Linked DNA regions of Homo sapiens: region 2 is linked to region 1. The links are chromatin loops, found by intact Hi-C in ENCODE. Cell type or tissue: gastrocnemius medialis. All regions are shown on one strand. Links, peaks and the distances in the headings refer to the core of each region. The heading gives the core; the rest is flanking DNA.

Evidence for each region. Peaks named below come from ENCODE experiments on the same cell type or tissue, not always from the same donor. Only the 100,000 strongest peaks of a DNase experiment are listed, where the experiment ranks them.
Region 2: it touches region 1 in a loop (4-fold over the local background); 5 of 110 quality-filtered maps call a loop at or near these places.

Annotation. Positions count from the first base shown.
Region 1 is chr17:21,159,932-21,170,424 of GRCh38, forward strand. All of the region lies in intron 1 of DHRS7B (dehydrogenase/reductase 7B), which reads left to right. Among named protein-coding and RNA genes, the nearest start is that of DHRS7B, 38 kb to the left of the region's middle. In gastrocnemius medialis, for the core only: CTCF peaks have their summits at 3,350 and 4,456; DNase peaks (open chromatin) are centred at 1,900, 6,200 and 7,560; H3K4me3 peaks cover 1,208 bases; H3K27ac peaks cover 8,000 bases.
Region 2 is chr17:21,239,221-21,249,713 of GRCh38, forward strand. It overlaps NATD1 (N-acetyltransferase domain containing 1), which reads right to left. Exons shown (of 3, transcript NM_152914.3): 2 at 4,886-5,004; 3 at 1-4,209. The coding sequence ends at 4,093. Among named protein-coding and RNA genes, the nearest start is that of NATD1, 8.9 kb to the right of the region's middle. RefSeq lists enhancers at 1-377, 1,123-1,867, 4,846-5,588, 9,820-10,321. In gastrocnemius medialis, for the core only: a CTCF peak has its summit at 4,098; DNase peaks (open chromatin) are centred at 2,951, 3,971, 4,975, 6,691 and 2 weaker places; H3K27ac peaks cover 8,000 bases.

The DNA of each region.
Region 1 (10,493 bases), core at 1,735-9,734:
AAAATAGGGCCAGGCATGGTAGTTCATGCCTGTAATCTCAGCACTTTGGGAGGCTGACGTGGTGGATCATTTGAGGTCAGGAGTTCAAGACCAGCCTGGCCAACATGGTGAAACCCTGTCTCTACTAAAAATACAAAAATTAGGCCTGGCGTGGTGGCTCACGCCTGTATTCCCAGCATTTTGGGAGGCCGAGGTGGGTAGATCACAATGTCATGAGTTCGAGACCAGCTGGGCCAACATGGTGAAACCCCGTCTCTACTAAAAAATATACAAAAATTAGCCGGGCATGGTGGTGTGGGCCTGTAATCCCAGCTACTCGGAAGGCTGAGGCAGGAGAATCGCTTGAACCCAGGAGGCGGAGGTTGCAGTGATCCAAGATCATGCCAGTGCACTCTAGCCTGGGTGACAAAGTTAGACTCTGTCTCAAAAATAAAAAAATTTAAAAAATTAAAAATGAACAACACAACAAAAAAAAATGGACAAAAGATCTGAAGAGACCTGAGTGAAGAAAATATACAAGTGGCAAATAAGCATATGAAAAGATGCTCTGCATCATATTTCATAAGGGAAATGCAAATTAAAATGACAGTGAGATACCACCACTAAATAGGATGGCCAAAATCCAGAACATTGACATCACCAAATGCTAGCAAGGAAGTGGAGCAATAGAAACTCTTATTCATTCCTAGTGGGAATGCAAAATGCTATACCCACTTTGGAAGACAGTTGGTAGTTTCTTACAAAATGAAATGTACTCTTAACATACACCACAGTAATCACACTCCTTGATATTTACCCAGATAAACTGAAAACCTATATCTACTCAAAAACCTGCACACAGATGTTTATAGCAGCTTTATTCATAATTGCCGAAACTTCGAAGCCACCAAGATGTCTTTGAATGTATAAACTCTGGTACATCCAGACAACTGAATATTATTCAGTACTAAAAAAAAATGAGCTATGAAGCTATGAAAAGACATGGAGGAAACTGAAATGTATATTACTAAGTGAAAGTAGTCAATCCGGAAAGGCTATGTACCATATGTTTCCAAGTATATGACATTCTGGAAAAGGCAAAACTGTGGAGATAGTTAAAGGTTCATGGGTTGGGGAGGAGGGAGAGATGAATAGGTGGAGCACAGAGGATTTTTAGGGCAGTGAAACTATTCTGTATGAAACTACAATGATAGATATATGTCAGTATACATTTGTCCAAACCAAGAGAATGCATAGCACTGAGAGTGGGCACTAATGTAAACTTTGCCCTCTGGGTAACAATGATGTGACAGCATAGGCGCATGGGTTTTAACAGTGTAACACCGGTGAGGGATGTGGATAATGGGGGAGGCTGTACTTGTGTGGACACAGGGGTGTATGGGAACTCTACTTTCCGCTCAGTTTTCCTGTGTACCTAAAGTTTGTCTTAGAAATTTTATTAATAAAAAAATGGCAGCTATGAGGCAGTAGAACAGTATGTTCAAAGAATATACATGAAATTCTGTATCTAAAACTATCCTTCAAAATTGAAGGTAAGATAAAGACATTCCCATATAAACAAAGACTGAGATAATTGGTAGATTGTAGATTTGTCCTTCAAGAAATGCTGTATTAAAGGAAGTCCTTTAGGCTAAAAGGAAATGACTCCAGACATTATCTTGAATCCCCAGGAAGAGGGCCTTGTGAGAGAAATAAGAAGAGAAGACATGTATCTGTGAAGAAAAGTGGGAAATCTAACAGTGGGTGAAATAGATTGATTACTTACTGTATGACTGTCCGAAAGAGACACAGCCGTGTCCTCAGGAAATATTTGCTAGGACGCTTGGTAAAAGAAAGTGATAGGGCACCTGCTAGGCTATTTTTAAATGAAATCATAGATGTTGGGAGTGGCACAGCCTTCTCAGCTCATGACACTTTGCTTCCCAGTCAGTTCTTCCCACATGTGCCCTTCCTCCTCTGTGTTTGCTGGCATTAAAAGTCAGTGTACTAAACGTTTTCAGGAGAGTTGTTATATAAACTTTCAAAACCTCCCTTAGAATAAAGAGCATTTTCTAGTTAAATTTCACAAAAATGTTTTTCACACAGCTCTAAAAATAACTTGGAATTCAGGGTGAGCCATCATCCTAGATAAATTACAGTAAGGCACATTTGTCTGAGAGAAAGGGAGCCAACAGAGACATGATGATTTATCTAACTTTGTGAGGAAACCAAGACAGGAATTTGTTAGAATTCAAAGTATTATGATTTCAACCATGAGACTACATGAAATTAAGCAACATTTAATGTTTAATCCCTAGCGAATGACATACTTTTGCTCTGGGATGTGATTTGTTTGCCGTAATTCGTTTTAGTGATATTTTGCTGAGATAAAGCTGCAGGAATGTTTGCTTTTCTTATGGCAACTGGCAAATAGTTAAAATGGACTGTGAGAACATTTGTTCTTCAGGATTCTGTTTAATACTGAGTGTAGGCAAATAAAACAACACATCTGGGCTCTGTTTTTTTCTGTAATCTGATGGTATTGGATTAGATTATTTCCATGATACAATCTTATTCAACAAACATTTATGAAGTTCTCACCACATAGATGGTGTGGGAGTCAGAATAAAAGGCCAGACCCTCAGAGAACTGCTGTCTTGGGAGGCACGTGGCAGTGAAGGGAAATCATTGTGATGTTTTGTGAGATGCTATGGAGGCTACACTGAAAAGGAAGTGATTAACCCTGTCCAGATATGGAGGGCAGGGTTGCTGGGTGGCTTGAAAGGTTTCAGGGAGATGGTGCCCAAGCAGGACTTGAAGATTGGATAGGAGTTATCAAAGAGGACAGCAGGCAAGAACGAACTTCTAGAGACCCAATTTTTCTTCTGCTTTCTACTTATCAAAAAGTATTTAGCATTGAGAGTGTTTTCTATAATGAAGGCTCTTAAAATTATTATTTAATATTTCTTGAACATGCTTGGTACCATTTAAAATACAGGTTTAGGCCGGGCACAGTGGCTCACGCCTGTAATCTCAGCACTTTGGGAGGCTGAGGTGGGTGGATCATCTGAGGTGAGGACTTCGAGACCAGCCTGGCCAGCATGGAGAAACCCCGTCTCTACTAAAAACACAAAAATTAGCTGGTTGTGGTGGCGGGCACTTGTAATCCCAGCTACTCAGAAGGCTGAGGCAGGAGAATCGCTTGAACCCGGGAGGCAGAGGTTGCAGTGAACCGAGATCGCGCCACTGCACTACAGCCTGGGTGACAGAGCAAGACTGTCTCAAAAAAAAAACCAAAAAAAACCAAAAAACAAAAAACACAGGTATAATCTAAATAATCAAGTTAAATTAGAAACGGCTTTGGTACATTGTCAGGACACTAGGGGGACATTTACTTCTGGAGTTTTTTTCAGTTCTGTGTATTTTACTTCTTGAGTCTTTGTGCTGACCACTCTATTTCAGTGAATTGAGTTCCCTTTAAAAAGCATATCAGAAAGTAAAACTGCTTTTGTTGTGTTTCTATTCAGCTACAAATCTCCCAGAGTCTGCTTGCAGTGAAGTGTTAGTAATGAGGTCTCTTCTGTCCCCACTTCAATGCCGCCGTGAAGAAAATCCCATGAAATGTTATAAGGCATTTTAGTGGATGGAAAAGCAATATAAATGACCAGATTACCTAGGTGCTTAAAATTGCATCAGGTGGCCTCCTTGTAGCCCTTGCCACATGGTAATTAAATGTTTGTTACTGATTGTTCTCCTCACTGGCTTAGTCCACACACACAGTGGCATCAGGGGCTGGGTCTTGTTGATTCACTGATATCCAAGCTCCACATCCTTAGGGTGTGATCACAGCTCACTGCAGCCTCTACTTCTGGGTCTCAAGTGATCCTCCCACTTCAGCCTCCCAAGTAGCTAGGACCACAGACATGTGCCAGTATGCCCTGCTAATTTTTGTATTTTTGGTAGAGACGGGGTTTTACCATGTTGCCCAGGCCAGTCTCAAGCTCCTGAGCTCAAGTGATCCTCCTGTCTTGGCCTCCTAAAGGGCTGAAATTACAGGCATGAGCCACAGCACCTGGCTATGCTGCTCAATCTTGAGTGCAGATATTGTCAATTGTTGTGCTTTTTTTTTTTTTTTTGAGACAGGGTGTCATTCTGTCTCCTAGGCTGGAGTGCAGTGGCATCATCATAGCTCACTATAACCTCAAACTCCTGGGCTCAGGCAATCCTCCCACCTCAGCCTCCTGAGTAGCTGGGACCACAGGTGCATGCCACCACACCTGGCTACTTTTTTCACTTTTTTTATACAGACGGGGTCTCACTCTGTTGCCCAGGCTGGTCTCAAACTCCTGGGCTCAAGCAGTCCTCCCGCCTCAGCCTCCTGAGTAGCTGGGGATTACAGGCATGAGCCACTGGGCCAGCCTTGCTTAATTAAGTTTCTGAAACTGATGCCTGTAGATAGTTCCTCTTAGATACTCTAGTTGACGCTGTAGCATCTCCTTTTAAACTAGATTCCTGAACTCCTAGATTTCTGACCTCATATTTATGTTGGCATCTTGTCTGTCTTGTTGCTGTTGTTATATGTAATTTTTAAAGACAATAATCTGATTTAGGAGTCACAAACCAGCAGTGGCCTCGGCCAGGTGCGGTGTTCGGCCAGCACAGCAGTTTGAATTGTTTTGACTTTGAATGAAGTCTTCAGGCAAGGCTTGTACTTTGGACAGCCCACTACTCTGTGTTGTTTCACACTGATTGTTTCTTTCATTATCACAATTATTTAATTTTTGTGTTTCTTTGTATATTGTCAGTCTTCCATAGGGGCTGCCTCCATGAGGTCAGACAGCTTTTCTCCTTCGTTCATTGCCCTCCACCCCAGCCCTAGCCCAGTGCCTGGTACCAGAGGGCACTTGAGAAGTGTAGTTGAGTGGATGAGTGCACGACATCCAGGATCTGAGGTGATCCCTGGTGTGGGTGTGAAGGAATACGGTTGGTCTTTCTACCAAACATACTCAAACATGACGAGCCCTTAAAGCTGCCAGCTTGGCTGCTATTGCTTGGAACGTTTCTGAAATCCTCTCTGGGAATTGCCTTTTTTCAGTCAGTTTATGATTCAACAGCACAGTTGTTCAAGATTTTCATATTTACAAAGTGCTTTCCTATGCATTTTCCTATTGGAGCGATCATCCCCATTCTGAGGTGAGTGTGCTTAGTTTCAAGTAGTGAATGAATCTGCCTGTGTTGCACAGCAAGTATGCAGCATGGTGGTCTTGTCCCCCTCCCCCATGCTGGCTTGGTGTTTTCTCTTCTTCACCACCACAGTCAGTGCCTTGTCCAGTTTCTGTCAGGGGTGGGTGCGGGGGGCCTGGGGCTCTGGTGTGTTTTCTAGGAAAGAGAGTGACATTATTCCAGTGTCTTCTGGTAACACTATATTCACTTTTTTTTTCTTTTTTTTGGGACAGGGTCTCACTCTGTCACCCAGGCTGGAGTGCAATGGCACCATCTCCACCTCCTGTGTTCAAGCTGTCCTCCCACTTCAGCCTCCCAAGTAGCTGGGACTACAGGCGCGTGCCACCATGCCTGGCTAATTTTTAATTTTTGGTAAAGATGGGGTTTCGCTGTTGCCCAGGCTGGTCCCAAACTTGTGAGCTCAAGCAGTCCACCCATCCTGGCCTCCCAAAATGGTGAGATTACAGGTGTGAGTCAACTGCGCCTGATCTAAATTCACTTTAAGAAGCATATTAAGGCCGGACGTGGTGGCTCAGCATTTTGGGAGGCTGAGGTGGGCAGATCACAAGGTCAGGAGTTCGAGACCAGCCTGGCCAGTATGGTGAAACCCCGTCTCTACTAAAAATACAAAAATTAGCCAGGTGTGGTGGCGTGCGCCTGTAGTCGCAGCTACGCGGGAGGCTGAGGCAGAAGAATTACTTGAACCCAGGAGGTGGAGGTTGCAGTGAGCAAAGATCGCGGCACTGCTCTCCAGCCTGGGCAACAGAGCAAGACTCCGTCTCCAAAAAAAAAAAAAAAAAACCACATTAAAAACCAAAATTGTGTGTGTCCAAGTTCCTAGGTAGCCATAGTAAGTGCTATAATTGATAAGGAGGGCTTTAGGCCATAATGAACAGACAGACTTGGCGCGGGCTCTGCCTCCTGTTCATTGTCACCGCACTCCTGTGCCATCATATTACAGGGCCCGGGGCTGGGCTTTGGCACCTTTCTCCGCCCCCCCTCACAGGATTGCCGGGAAGCATGTGCTTGGCATCTTACTGGAGAGCAGAGCTCACTTCAATGTGGCTGCTCTTCCCAGGATTGAACACTCAGGAGCCTGGTCTGAAATCTCCAGCCTTCCTTCAGGTTTTATTTTTACTAAAGCCAGCCTGTACTCTTTTAAACCAGGGAGCTGAAGGCTGGCTTCTGAAAATACACCCCACAGGCCACTCTGCCGTGGCTTGTTCAGGCATTCCAGGGAGGGCTTGCTGACCTGAAGGTGTCCTCTGGCCCAGGTCAAAAGACCAGAGAAGACACTGGCGCCAGGAACCGCCACTGGCAAGGTAGCTGCCATCTGAGGTAGGATATTGTTCTTTTTTTTTTCCAGTCGAAGGCGGCCTTAATGTGGCTTCTCAGACATTTGAGACCAAAAAAAAAAAAAGGCAGTTTGACCCTGCCTTTACTTTCTGAAAATGACAGAAGCTTTCAGATATATTTCAAGATATGGGTCATAAGCATGACCCATAGTTTATGTCACCTTAAATAGAGCAGCTGATTAGAACTGGCCATTGGTTATAAAATAAAAGAGTACGTGTAGGTTTGTGGGAGCAGGATCCTAACTGCTTTAGCAATACTAAGCCACTCCTTGCCGTGTGATTTCAGTGTCTTTCCTTCCAGTTGGAACTCCTCTCTGCCCTTTAGCCTGATTTTCTTGTGTGTAACATGGCAAATTATTTCATGGCTAATCCTTCTTACAGACCTGAAATTGTTCTTTTTAAAAAAAACTTTGGTGGGTTTTGAGATCCCCTCCTTTGATTCTCAGATGTGGCTGTTAGTAGTTTAATTTCTGTATGTGGTTTCTGAGTAGCTTCCAACAACCTATTTTTGTTAACAGTTCTTTAAAAAAAAAAATGCTCGAGAGAAAGGAATCTTAGGAACGGATTCCGTCTGTGAAATGCAAGGGAGAATTTTGGCCAAAGTAGAAGGAATGGAATGGATGACATAAAGGGTGACATTTGTGCTCAGAGTTGATTTCTTGGTGATAGTCTCATGTCTAATTTGAGGTTCCAGAAGCCCTTTAAAGGGTGGATGAGCTGCACAAATGGATGTGAGGGAGTTACACAGTGGTGGGTTCAGCAGAAAGTAAAGGAGCAGCAGAATCACAGAGAGAAGCCCCGAACTCTGGCTGCCCGGGCCCAAGGAACCCTCACCCTTAGCGGGACTTTGCTACCTTTGCACTCTTTTAACCTGGGTCTAGAGCTCATGGATCTGGCAAGGGATGAAAATATAAGCAGACAGTATTAATATGTGAGCCCCTGAGCTCTCTCCCTTCCTCACGCCAGTTCGTGAGTCTCATCAGTGTGAGACTGTGTTTCAGGTCTCTTGCCCAAGGACTAAGAGTGTGACTATGACTGCACACATTCCATGTGTAGGTGGTGCCCTCTGCTTCCAGATGCCGTGTGCACTATGGTTTCTATTTGAGGGGCTCTCACCTTCTTTTTCTGGCTTCACTCTCTCTCCCCATGTCTCTGTCCTGCTTTCTGCCATGGCTCACAGTGGTGCTAGACAGACTCTGTCCCTTCTTTCTACAAGCTGATCTCCAAATGCTGAAAATCGTGAGCCAGATATTTTTTCCCAGTCCCTTTTTATACCATCAATCTTGCCTTCTCAGTCCATGATCTGGCTATATATCTGAAACTAGCAGTTAATAAGGATTTTGGTATAAAATGCATGATTGATAAATATATTAAAGTTTATACATATATATAAATCCTTCTTGTATGCCATTTTCAAAGAAAACAGGCCTCCCTTTGACCTTGCTTTATGTAGATTTATTTCCTAATCTGGAAATGTGGCCAGCTAGAACACTGTTCCTTTCTTCCACTGTGAAGCTGTCCTTTTAGCTGGTAGAAAGCCCTGGACACCACAGCAAGGTGGTGGGGCTTTCCATGGCTAGCTCTCATGGTCATCCTGACTTCCAAAGACAAGCTAGGAAAGTGTTGGCACAGCTGTCTCTAAGAACCCAAGAAGGCCCAGCAGTGTGGCCACATGCCCTGCATAGTGGAAGAACTATTAGGAGGGCTTTCAGAGTTTGAAAAACTCTGGAAAGAGTCGGGATTATCAATATGAACAACTTCATCTAGTCAGGAAAGTTATGCTGGAATTGAACCTGATTCTCAGATAAATGGCTCACTCTGGGGTGTCTTTTCCCACCATGGTCATTCTTTGTTAGCAGGGGAGAGTTGGCACTGGATTTTGTTTTTTGTTTGCTTTTGAGACAGGGCCTCACTTTGTCACCCAGGCTGGAGTGCAGTGGTGCAATCTTGGCTCACTGTAGCCTCAACTTCCTAGGCTCAAGCAATCCTCCCACCTCAGCCTCCCAAGAAGCTGGGACTACAGACGTGCACTACCATACCTGGTTAGTTTATGTGTTTTTTGTAGAGACGGGATTTCACCATGTTGCCCGGGCTGGTCTTGAATTCCCAGGCTGAAGCGATCCCCCTACCTCAGCCTCCCAAAGTGCTGGAATTACAGGCGCGAGGCACTGCGTTTGGCCTTGGCACTGGCTTTTAATTTGCTTTGCATTCTGATTCGATAGCACTTTACCAGACTGAATGCAGACATGCGCTCTCCCCACAGACAGCGGCCCGGGCCAAGGATGGATCCCATTCACCCGGCGCCATGTTTGCCTCAGGCAAAGTGGTCTCCAGGGCCAGGAGACCAAGGCTGGCCTGTGATGTTGTGTCAGGTGCTCAAGGAATCCCAGAAGTGTACAAGACGGTGTGTAGTTTTCGCTCTTTTCTTCATGTCATGGATTGCTGGCTTGAGTTTTAATTAGGTTGCATGAAAGTGCAATTTGTTGGGAACTTTAATCATCTTCCACTGGGGAGCCTTGCTGGGCTGGTTTATTTTCATCCTGCTCCTCCCTGGGTGTGAAGACGGGGTTGAGGGACATTTTAGTACCTGTCTGCTCTCTCCTGCTTTGCTGGCCTTGATAACCACATTTTCTAACACAAAACTTGGGACATGAGAGCCTGACTTCTGCCAATGTTGTGGAGTTTTTTCCTATTTGTTAATTTGATTAAACTGAAAGGTTTATGAAAATATAGAAGTTAAACAACATTGGACACTTAATACATTTAATGAGCTTCCTTTATTTGGAAAGAACCACACTTCACAAGCCAGGGGTCCCTTCAGACAGTCTTGGGAGTCGGATTGCTGGGAGGTGAGGTCCTGATCCAGGAACTTTGAGTTAATGGTGGTCATTATGATGCTGGTGGCAGCTGTGTTCCCTCTGTGTACAGATGAATTCATCCAACCTCATAACAAACCCAGGAGGGAGGTCCTCTCACAACTTCAGCTCAGAGGCGAGGACACTGAGGCCCAGGGCAGTGAGGCCCCTTTGCCAGGCTGCCAAGTGACTGGGCCAGGGTGTCACCCAAGCCAGGCTGGCTTGAGGGTTCATCCTCATGACCCCTGCACTGCCGCTGTTGTGCTGCAGTTAGTGTTTTTCAAGTGGTCTCTGAGTTTTGAGAAGCGACAGGCTGCATACTTGGCTCTTGACCCCCATGACCTCGGTGGCACTGTGCCTCAGCCCCAGGTTGTCAATTTGAAATTGGGTGGACTTCACAGGCACTGGCCTCCAGGGGCCCACGGAGGAGTGTTCGGAGGGGTTTCCACCCAACACGCCTAGTGGGGCTCTGGGTCCCGGCCCCAGAGGCTGAGCCCTACTATCCTTCCCTGAGCTGAGGCCCCCACCCCTTTCATACCTCAAGCTCATCCTGGGCAGTGGCTGGGCCCTGGGCCATTCTGGACAAGGCAGGGTGGTCCTACCCTGAGACCTACCTGGTACAAAGACCTGGGATTGCAGTGAGAAAAAAGCTTTTACCAAATAGCCATCCAGCCGGGTTGAACTCTTCCCAAGCCCCCACCCCTCAACCAGCTTATTACATGCAAGTTTTAAGCTATCCTTGCCTGGAGCCTTCTCTTGCCTTTTGTCAATTGCTGTAATTTTCTGGTAAAGCTATATCAACAAAATGGCAACCATTCCTGCCTCCCACTGTTTATCCCTCCTTCCCCTAGGAAACCCTCCCACATTCCCTGTTTTCAGGATCTTGGTCCCGTGCAGGACTCCAGGCAGCACCCACAGAACCCTGGAGTGGCACAGGCCTCGGTGCCTACTCTACAGCTTTCCTGAGCACTTCTCAGATTCCACACAAAGGGTCCTTGGGACCCAGCATAGCCTGCAGGCAAGAACACCTGGTCAGAACTTCCTCTTGGGGCAGGGATGGTACCAGTAGTGCCTGGTGAAA
Region 2 (10,493 bases), core at 977-8,976, 79 kb after region 1:
ATGGCTCGAGGCAGGACCCCCCCGCAGCCTTGCAGCTGAGTGGGAAGTTGCTGGAAGTTGTATCTGTTTATTGCTTTTAAGGCTGTCATGAGCAGACATAAGACCTCATATCACACAAGCTTGATGCCACCAAGAGGACGGGAGCTGGGCTGGGTCCTGAGCCCTTCTAGCGGTGTGGCTTTGGCTTGTGACCCCCGACTCAGCCTCAGTATCATCTATCAAATAGGCCTAATAATGGGCATGTCCCGGGACTGCTGTGAAAACGAAGTGGAGTAAGATTGCAACGGGGCCTGGTGAGGTGGCTCACGCCTGTAATCCCAACACTTTGGGAGGCCGAGGTGGGCGGATCATTTGAGGTCAGGTGTTCAAGACCAGCCTGGCCAACATGGTGAAACCCCGTCTCTACTAAAAATACAAAAATTAGCCAGGCATGGTGGTGGGCACCTGTAATTCCAGCTACTCGGGAAGCTGAGGCAGGAGAATTGCTTGACCCGGGAGGTGGAGGTTGCAGTGAGCTGAGATCGCACCTCTGCACTCCAGCCTGGGCGACAGAGCAAGACTCCCATCTCAAAAAAAAGATTGCAACAGGCCTGGCAATTTATCTTTCATTCTGAGTAGCCATGTAACCCCTAGTGGTAACTAGGAGAAATTGTCCTCCAGCAGTCTGTCCCCTCCCTCAGTAGCTGGGGCGGAATGAGATATGGCCCTGGGCCTGGTGCAAGATTTTCACTTGTTTTGGAAGCATTAGCCACAGCTTTTCCTTGATGGGCATGTGTTATCATGAGGCTGGGCCTCACCTCCCTGCATTGGACCAGAAATTCTAAAGGAAGCAACTTCTTATGGCACAGCGGATCTCATGCATGGCATCACTGCCCCTTCCCTAGGAGACCGCACAAAGCCACTCAGCTTCATAGCTGGGCTGTGGCCTCAGAGGCTTTTGTGCCTGGAGGTGGCAGGGAACTGTGGTGTGGGGGCTGGGCCAGCCGGGAAGGTAGAGCCGCCCAGACTGGGGTCTGGGTTCCTGAAGTCACTGTTATCCTGCAGGGAGACCTCAGCCAAGCCCCAGTGACACGCAGGGTCTCGCTCTCCACGCTGAAGGCTGTGCTGAGGGCTGAGCAAAAAGAGGCCAGACACCAGGGAGGGAAGCCCGCCTCCCCCTCCCCACCTCGACCTCCACACCAGTTAAGGCTGACCGGCAGGTTGCTGTGGGGGAAGCGACAGCGTGCAGACAGCACTGCATGCCAGGCCACACCTTTTATGGAAATGTTCCTCTGAGACCTGTTGATGAGCTTGGAGAATGAGGAAGGGGACGGTCCAGCGGCCAGCTGGGTCCACACCCTGCCGCCGGCCCTGAGGAGGGAAGGCACGAGTCACTGCCTATTTTGACCCGGCAAGAAATACAAACCCACAGGGTGAGGCGGGCAGAAAAGCAGCTCTGTGGGAGACCTGCAGGCCCCTGAGCATCCCCTGCCCCAGTCAGGTTCTCGCCCAGGTGCATAAACCGGCCCCATGTGGCGGCATCCTTACCAAGGACCCCCAGGTGACCGGACAGGAGGGGTGAGGCTAGGCTGCCAGGCAGACAGGGTAGCACCAGATGGGATGGGCTGGGGGCTCCAGGGCACGGTGTCTGTGGCAACCCAACCTGGGAAGATGTTATTGCTCTGCTGGAGACCTTGGGCCAGGCCCCGCGAAGCCCTGCCTAGCCCCTTGGCGTGGGTTAGCGGTGCTTTAAGGCAGCCCGAGGCGAGGAGGCCAGGTCATACCTGCGGGAGCTTGATGAGGCCTCATGAGAAAGCCCTAGTCTCAGTTCCTGGGCCCGGGGCCTCTGCAGGCCTCCACCACCCCATGCTGCCTAGTTCAAGTATTTGTTGTGGGCTGGCCAGATCAAGAGTCACCTGCTAGAACACAGGGGTAGGAATCTTAGGTGGGAGTGGGAACAGAGTGGCACCAGGCCCATTCCCTCCTGGCTCTCAAGGTCCATGCTGGCCCTCAGGGGCTTCCTGTGGGGGACTCTTTGTGCTGTCACTGCAAGGGACCCTCCTGCGGATGGGCTGGAGGCCACAGGGACATGGCCCCAGCTCACTGAGCTCCTGAGTGGTCATGATTGACTATGTGCTTGAACTTGGGGAGGGACGTGTAGATGGGAAGGGGGTGACCTTAGGGAGGGTAAAAGAGGACCCTAGCTCTGCTGCCCTGGGACAGTAAGGGGAAGGCCCAGGCCTGGCTGCCCATCCTCTGTGCCTACAACCTGCTCTTTCCTTAAATTCTGCCAGCAATGGGCCACCCCTAGCCCCGGAGCAGCTCAGCCCACCTCCTGCCAGCTGCATCTCCCTGGAGGCCCAGGGCTTTCTCCGACCTCTCACACAAGCCCTTTGCAAAAGAGCTGACTTCCTGGAGGCCAGGGCAGGAGCATCTGCCACAGGTCAAGGGGCAGGGATGTCGGGGGTACTCAGGATGGTGACCCCTCCTGGTCCATGCTGTGACCCACAGCAGGGGTTTCGAGGAGACTCCGGGGCTCGGGGACCCCCATCGGCAGGCTGCCAGGCCTCCCTGCACATGCAGGTCTCCGTGGTCCTGCGTCCAGGCAGGAAGGCCCCTGGGCTGCTGTTGCTGGAGAAGGAATGTGGGGGGTCTCGGTGCCAAGACTGGGGATAGCAAGGAGGTGAGTGGGAAATGCAACCACAGGCCAGCCAGCGCCCGTGCATGGAGTCAAAGGGAGGAGTCAGCATGGTGACCACTGCCCCTGCACCGGGGGAGGAAGGCATGGGGGTCCTGGTGAACCTCTCCCTGTACTGCCCAGAGCCCAGCCTGACTCCCCCCGAAGCCGGGTAGGGATGCATCACTCCGACTAACAAATGTCTCAGCCCTAAAGGGCCCCTGGCTCCAGGTCACCCTCCAGCTCTACAGAAGGGCAGGGACGAATCTGATCCTTGTTAGCACTGACACAAGAGGGCGGGACCTGAGTCAGCCCCAGGGGAAGCCAGCATGCCCTGGAAAGGCTGGTCCCACCAAAGCATGCTAGTGTGTCTCCCAGGCTGCACCCAGGAAGGCTGGGTTGGGGAGGAGCCCAGGGCCAGATGGGCAGCAAAGTGTATCCGGCTGTAGCCAGCCACAAAAGAGGACACTGATGTCTGGCAGCAGCACAGAAACCCCTGTGGCTGATGTTTCTTCCTCTTGGATGCTGAGGGTGGTTTTTGGAGAATAGTCAGCTTCACTCCCACCCCAGCCCCAAGGCATCTCCTCGGAGAAGGCTCAGGCAGGTGGCCAAGGCCAGCAAGGGGCGGGCCTGCAGCTGCTCAGGCCCCCTTGGATCTCCTCCTGGCAGACAGGGGTATAGGGGATAGCAGCCCATGGGGATGGGGCCTTGGTTTCCTGCAGAACCTACACGAGAGGCCAAAAAAAAGATGGGGGTACCAAGGAGAGGAAAACACCCCCGGCACCCACCACCAGCCCGCCTGTAGACTGCATCCTGTGTGTTCACATGTGTGAACCGCACGTACGGTTGAGCCTGGCCAGTGCTCAGTCCTTCACTCTGCTGGTCTCTGTCAGGGAGAGCTGACCCTTTCCAGGGCCCTGCCTGCACTGGGCATGGGGGTCTGAGAAAGGGGCAGCACCGCTGGCAGGTGGGGTCTGGCACTGCCACCCTCAGAAGCTGGCACACGAGGTTTCTTATTGCTCCTCTTGGCTCTGGAGCACACCTTCTTAATTTCCAGAAAGGACACAGGCCCAGGAGAGGTGGCAGCAGGGGTCCCACACTGGCCCTCCTGCTGATCTCCAAGTGGAGCCCGGTGGGCAGGATGCAGGCTGGCTCTAGCCCCTACGTGTGACCCACAGGCCTCCCACGAAGCCGCTGGTCTCTGCAGAGTGAGAGGTGCCGGGACTACCTGGCCTCCTTGCCGCCTCGGTTACCGGGTCACCGCCCATCATTGGTCAGCTGCCTCCAGGGATCTGGACGTGGGGCACAGATGAGTGTCCTTACAAAAATAACTCTGAGTCTGTTCCCAGTGGGACCAGGTTCCTGAGAGCACGTGGGGCCAGGCAAAGGCCACGTGGAAGAGTCCGGCAGGGAGCGCTCCCGCCTGCAGGCCAGGGTTACGGCTGCAGGCGCTCCAGGTACTGCGGCAGGGGGTTCTCCTTGACGTACTTCTGGATGTACCAGCAGGTGAGATGGGCCTTCAGGTCCTCCTCCACCACGAAGTCCAGGGCGGCCTGGGAGCCGGGCAGAGAGGAGAGTGGTCAGGGCCTGCAGCCGGCACCAGAAGGTAGCATTGTCTGCTGCCTCCCCAGGCCCGGCTCCCTGGCCACCCTTCCACTTTGCCCAGGTCAGTAACTCCCTTGAGTTTCAGTGTCACCTGGGATGATCCCCACAGACTGGTCCGGTACACAAGGAAAAAACACATCACCTCTCCCCTACAAGCCCCCTTGCCCCAGGCAGCATGGAGGACAAAGGTTGCCCTGCAATTCTCCTGGCGGGGTGGGGGTGGAGGAGGGGAAGCCGGCAGACGGCCCAGCTAAGTCCCAGCAGCAGCCCTCAGGGGAGTGACGGTCATTCTTTGCTCTGGCTGTAACTCCCTTCATTAAGCCCAAACCTGCTCTCCAGGCAGCCTGGGGTTTGGGATGCCCTGAGGATGAAGGGGTTGGGGGCAGGAATGGGGCTCCTGTGAAGCACCTGCCACACAGGAGGTGTGTGAGGATCTTGGAGGCTCAGCCACGCCAGGGTCTTGCAGAACAGGAGCCTGGGCCCAGAAAGGCGGCCACTGGCCCAGAGAGGACCCAGGGCCAAGAAGCAGGCTGAAGTGGCCACCAGGGCCACCGTCTCCTCGGAGCGAAGGTGGCAGCCCCCATGTCCCCGTCCCCGCTTGGCCCTGCCACCTGCCTGCCCTACCTTGGCAAGGTGCTTGGCGATGCCACGCCCACGGTAGGCATCTGGGACCTCGGTGTGCTGCAGGTCCACGATCCGCTTGCCCACGTACTCATAGAGCAGGACGGCCCGGTCATGACATCCTGGGGGTTGTGGAGACAGGTAAGCCTATGCTGACTCCCATCCCAGCGGACTCAGGCACCAAGACGGGTGGAGGGACAGGCATTTGGAGTCATTCAGCTGCTACAGCTGAATCCTGAATAACCTCTCAGTGCCTCAGTCTCCTCATCCATAAAGTGGAGGTACAATAAAATGTCCTTCATAGGGTGGTTTGGAGGATTAAATGAGGTAACCTCTGTGACGTGCTTACAGCCATGCCTAGAACACTTGAGCCCCACATGAACCTTTGCTACTGCGTCAGTCCTAGCATCCCAGGGCCCTGCCACCCCTTTCTGTAGCCCTGCTCCCTGCATCCCCACCCCACCACATCCCTGGATCTGGGAGTCCCAGAACCCAGCACTGGACACAGAACAGGGCTCAGCAAATCTGCAACTAAGGCAGAGCATGAAGAGATTAGAGAGGCAGCGCTGCGCCACGCATCAGGACCACCTGCTGGACCCTGAGAGAGACGCAGCAGGAAAGATCAGAGGCCTGTGGTAGAGTTCATGAGAAACTGACGCTGGGCACAGGAGGCAGGAACAAACGGGTTTTCACACTCCACCAGGCCTGCCAAGCCTGGAGCTCACCAGTCCACCCCAAACTGCTGCTGGGCAAACAATTAACTGAACTTTTTCCTAATCACAGTTTTTAGTGTCTCATCTATTTGTCTCTCCACCTACCCATCCATCAACCCACCCATCCACTTATCCATCCACCAAATGTTTCCTGAGCCCCAGGTACTGTTTCAGATGCTGGGAGTATAGCAACAAACAAGCTAGACATGGAGTCCTACCCCCATGAAACCGGAAGGGGAGAAAGAGAATAAACATGAAAAGCAAGTGATGTGTAGGATGCCAGGGAATGGGGGCAGGTGAAGACAGGAAGGAGAGGGCACCAGCCATTCTGAGGGAACAGTGTTCTGGGCAGAGGGAACAGCCAGTGCAAAGGCTCTGAGGCAGGAGTAGGCCTGAATGAGGGGCCGCTGGAGTGGGGTGGGTGAGGGGAAGGGCAGAGATGGGGGCAGGGAGGTGATAGGGCAGGTCCTGCAGAGCCTCCTAAGCCTTCTGAGCTGGGCGCCACTAGAAGGCCCTCAGCAAAGGGACAGATGTGATTCACTCTTTAAAATCATGCTGTGTTTCATGAGTTTTAACTTCAAAGCCCCAGAAAATCTGCCCTTAAAGCCTGTGCTGGGCAACACGAGGGGAAGGCTGACAGGCCAAGAGGTCCAACCACTAGTCCAGGGCCACCGGAACTGGGGCCAACGGCAGCAAGGAGGCCTTCTGGCTCTTGGTATCTCCTTTGATTCTCCCCAAAGCCTCAGGAGAGTGGCTACAATTCATCTCCCCATTTCCAGATGAGGAACTACTGAGATGCAGGGATCCAAGTCACACAGCAGGCCAAGATGACGCTGGAGCCCAGGCCTGCAGGTCCTGAGCCACAGCCATTCTTTCTGCTCCACCGACACACCTGCTACTTCCTGCACCCGCCATCGCCTAGGCACTTCCCTCTGCCTGATGCCCTTTCTCCGTTCCTGCCAGGCCCAGCTGAGGGTTCCCCAGCCCCACTCCCCTCATGCCTGCAGCCCCGCCCCCACACCAGCCCTGCTGCCTCCTCCTTGTGGGCCTGACTGTCCTTCTGTGGACTATGCCTGCCACCCTGGCCAAGGCCCAGCTGTGGCCACTGCCGCCTGTCCTGGCTGCACAGCAAGGGATGTGGTTCTTGGCTCCCCACCTGCTGGGGTTAATTCAACTCACCCAGGACAGGAGAGCAGAGATCGGAGGCTATTCTGGGACTGACTCCGTCACCAAGGGAGCTGCCTACCTAGCCTGGCCATTTAATTACCCCAGGCTCATTGAGGGCCTACTGTGTCCCAGTAGGGTTTGGGCTGCAGGGCAGGCAGCAGCGAACAAAACTGATGAAACTCTTCCTCATGGAGATCTTACGTACTGATGAAGACACACAATAAGTAATATCATTATAAATAATACAGGGGCCAGGCACGGTGACCCACTCCTATAATCCCAGCACTTTGGGAGGCCGAGGTGGGTGGATCACCTGAGTTCAGGAGTTCGAGACCAGCCTGGCCAACATGGTGAAACCCCATCTCTACTAAAGATACAAAAATTAGCCAGAAATGGTAGCGGGTGCTTGTAATCCCAGCTACTTGGGAGGCTGAGGCAGGAGAATCACTTGAACCCGGGAGGCAGAGGTTGCAGTGAGCTGAGACCGCATCATTGCACTCCAGGCTGGGCAACAAGGGCAAAACTCCATCTCAAAAAAAAAAGAAAAAAAAAAAAAAAGCTGAGCATGGTGGTACACACCTATGGTCCCGGCTATTTGGGAGGCTGAGGCGGGAGAATCACTTGAGCCCAGGAGTTTGGGGCTGTAGTGAGATATGATTGTTATCACTGCATTCCAGCCTGGGTGACAGAGTGAGACCCTGTCTCTAAATAAATACATACATCACAGAGGCCACACAGGTGATAAGCTGACAGGTGCCAAGGATCACTATACAGCAGAGGAGGGGTGGGGAGGGGCAGGGCTGCCACTGTAAAGAGGGCATACAAGGACCCCAAAGGACATGTGGGGTATGAGCCGCCCACTGGTGAGAACAGCACGTGCAAAGGCCCTGGGGTAGGAGGTTGAAGGAAGAGCAAGGAGGCCAGAGTGGCTGGGCCCAAACAAGCCGGGAGTGAGGGTTGGGAAACCAAGTCAGAGATCCTGGGGCCAGACCACACAGGGCCCTGCAAGCCACCAAAAAAACCTCAGCTTTTGCTCCAGCAGTCTCTGCAGAGCAGGGAGGTGGATACAAGAAGCCTGGCAAGCTCATTACTACTCCTCTGTGCACACCCTGCGTCAGTGTTTCTGGAGTAGCCACCTGGGCCATGGATGGACCTGACCCTGGGAGTCCTCAGAACTTCTCTGCCTCCCATTGACCCTCAGTGATCGCACAGCTCAGCCACTACCATATTCCAGGCACCCAGCTCGGCGTAGACACCCAAGAAATGTTTGTCCAACTAAAACAACTGCTTTCTGTCTTTGCCAGACACACACTAGGGCCTTGTGGCAGACCTGTGGACAACTGGCTGGACCAGCATGCTGGCCTTCCCACAGCCAGGCCTGCACCTCAGGCTGTGGCTCCCAGGAGACAGCAGGACAGAAGCGGTGGTGGCCCAAGCGTGTGCAGCCCCAGCACAGGGCAGGCTCGTGCTCTGCTCTCTCCACACAACGATCCTCACAACCATCCCACTAAACACGATTCTCACAGCCCCATGTACAGATGGGGAAACCGAGGCCCAGGAGGGAGGAAGGTGGTGGTGATCATCCCGGGACAGGTCAGTTCTCTGGGGCAGAGAGGTGTCGGGACTGGGGTAAGATCACCTGGCAGAGTTGAGACTGGAACTGAGGGCCCTGCCCTGCCCTAAGCTTGCTCCTGTGGCTCCCAAGTGACAAGTCCTGCCCCCCTGTGCTAGTCTGAGGTCTGGAGCTCTCAAGGCAGCTCTTAGAGCCTAGCCCAGATAAGGGCCTATGGCCTGGACCAGGCCTAGAGGCTATGCCTGTGTCACTGTGAGCCGAGACAGCAGGATCCACAGTGCCCAGAAGTGAAAGCGTGGCTGACAGTGCTACCCTGGTGTCCTGCTGTCCCGTCATGGGTGCTGCGGGCAGTCAGGGGAGGCCTCTGGGCAGGTGACGTTTGGGCTCACCTGGAATGAGAGTCACGGAGGTGTATGGAGTTGACTGGGGATAGGGCTGAGTCAAAGGAGGGTCTTCAGGCTGAAAGGGGAACAGAGGGCATCTGGGGTGGCCACGGTGGTGGTGGGGCTGTATGTGAGGAAAAGACCGAGTTTAAATGGACACCCTACATGGGCCAGACCACATGGCACTGGGCCAGCGAGGAGCCAGGCTCCTGGGCAGCAACCTCGGAGCATCTGGCCAGGACCTGAACCCCACCTTGGAGGGCCTTCAAAGGCCACCCAGTCACAAGTGTTACACCCATGACACAGGCCACAAATGCAATACCGGTCCTCACGCTCAACTCCTTGTCCTGCCCCAAACCTGCCTGGACATCCCAGGAAAATGCCCAAGTCCCCAAAGCTTGACCAAGGTCCTTGGCTCCTCCTCACCTTTTCTCATCTGACCTGACCCTCGGCAGGACCGTGGACATGGCTTTCTAAACATGCCTGGGGTCCAGCTGCCTCTCTGGCCTCCCTGCCTTGGTGGCTGCTCCCCTGCCTGTCACCTTTCTGCCCAGGGCCTCCGGGGACCCTTCCTTCTCATTTCAGGTGAGCCCAAAGGTCACGTGCCCAGAAGCCTCCCCTGACCACCCGCAGCCCCCATGATGGGACAGCAGGACACCAGGGTAGCACTGTCAGCCACGCTTTCACTTCTGGGCACTGTGGATCCTGCTGTCTCGGCTCACAGTGACATAGGCATAGCCTCTGGGCCTGGCCCAGGCCCTTATCTGGGCAGCTCTAAGAGCTGCCTTGAGAACTCCAGACCTCAGACTAGCACAGGGGGGCAAGACTTGTCACTTGGGAGCCACAGGAGCAAGCCTAGGGCAGGGCAGGGCCCTCAGTTCCAGTCTCAACTCTGCCAGGTGATCTTATGCCAGTCCTGACACCCCTCTGCCCCAGAGACCTCACCTGTCCCTGGATGATCACTACCACCCTCCTCCCTCCTGGGCCTGAGAACCCCACCAGCATCACGTGACTGGTTTGGGAAAAGTTAAAGCTACACTGCTCGTGGGGGACCCGTCCCTGGGTCTCTGCACCCCCATGCTCTCTCTGCCCCTCCTGAACCTCGGGACCAAAGGGGGCCAGGAAATTGTCAGGGGAGGCGATCACAGAGAAAGACCAAAGCTTGCAGACAGGGGACAGGGGCAGGACCTCTGGGAGATGTGGAGTCTGCAGAAGACATTGACCTCTGCTTTCTCCACTCGGCCCACACTGACCCCGCAAGGAGAGCTGGCAGATCAAAACGCGAATATACAGATGAGGAGACTGAGGTAGACGGAGGCAGAGCCCAGGCGCCAGAGCTGTGGCACGGGACAAGGACAAGCAGACACCCTGGCCGGCTTTTCTGGCACCTCTGTAAGTAGAGCCTGGATCAGGGAGGTGCCACATGTTGGTGGTTCATTGGTAGATTAGGCAGAGGGAGCTGTGAGCCTGGAGAAGCTCAACCATACGTCCCTCCCCTCCCCAGAGGACCCTGGTCCAGCCCAGCCCAACACAGCCAGCGGCCTCATATTGGGGCTGTGATCTGAGCACCTCCCAAAGCCTGGGGCTGTGATCTTAGCTCCACTGCATCCAGGGGTGCTGAGGGAGGCCAGGGGCAGCAGCTGACTCTCTGGGGCCTCAGTCTTCCTGGCTGCAAAATGGGGGTTAGGGAGGACGCAGAAAGTTCCAGGGTTCTGCACCCCTCAAGTGTTCCTTTCCTTGCAGCAAGTGGGACACTCAGCCCTGCCTGTGAGGGA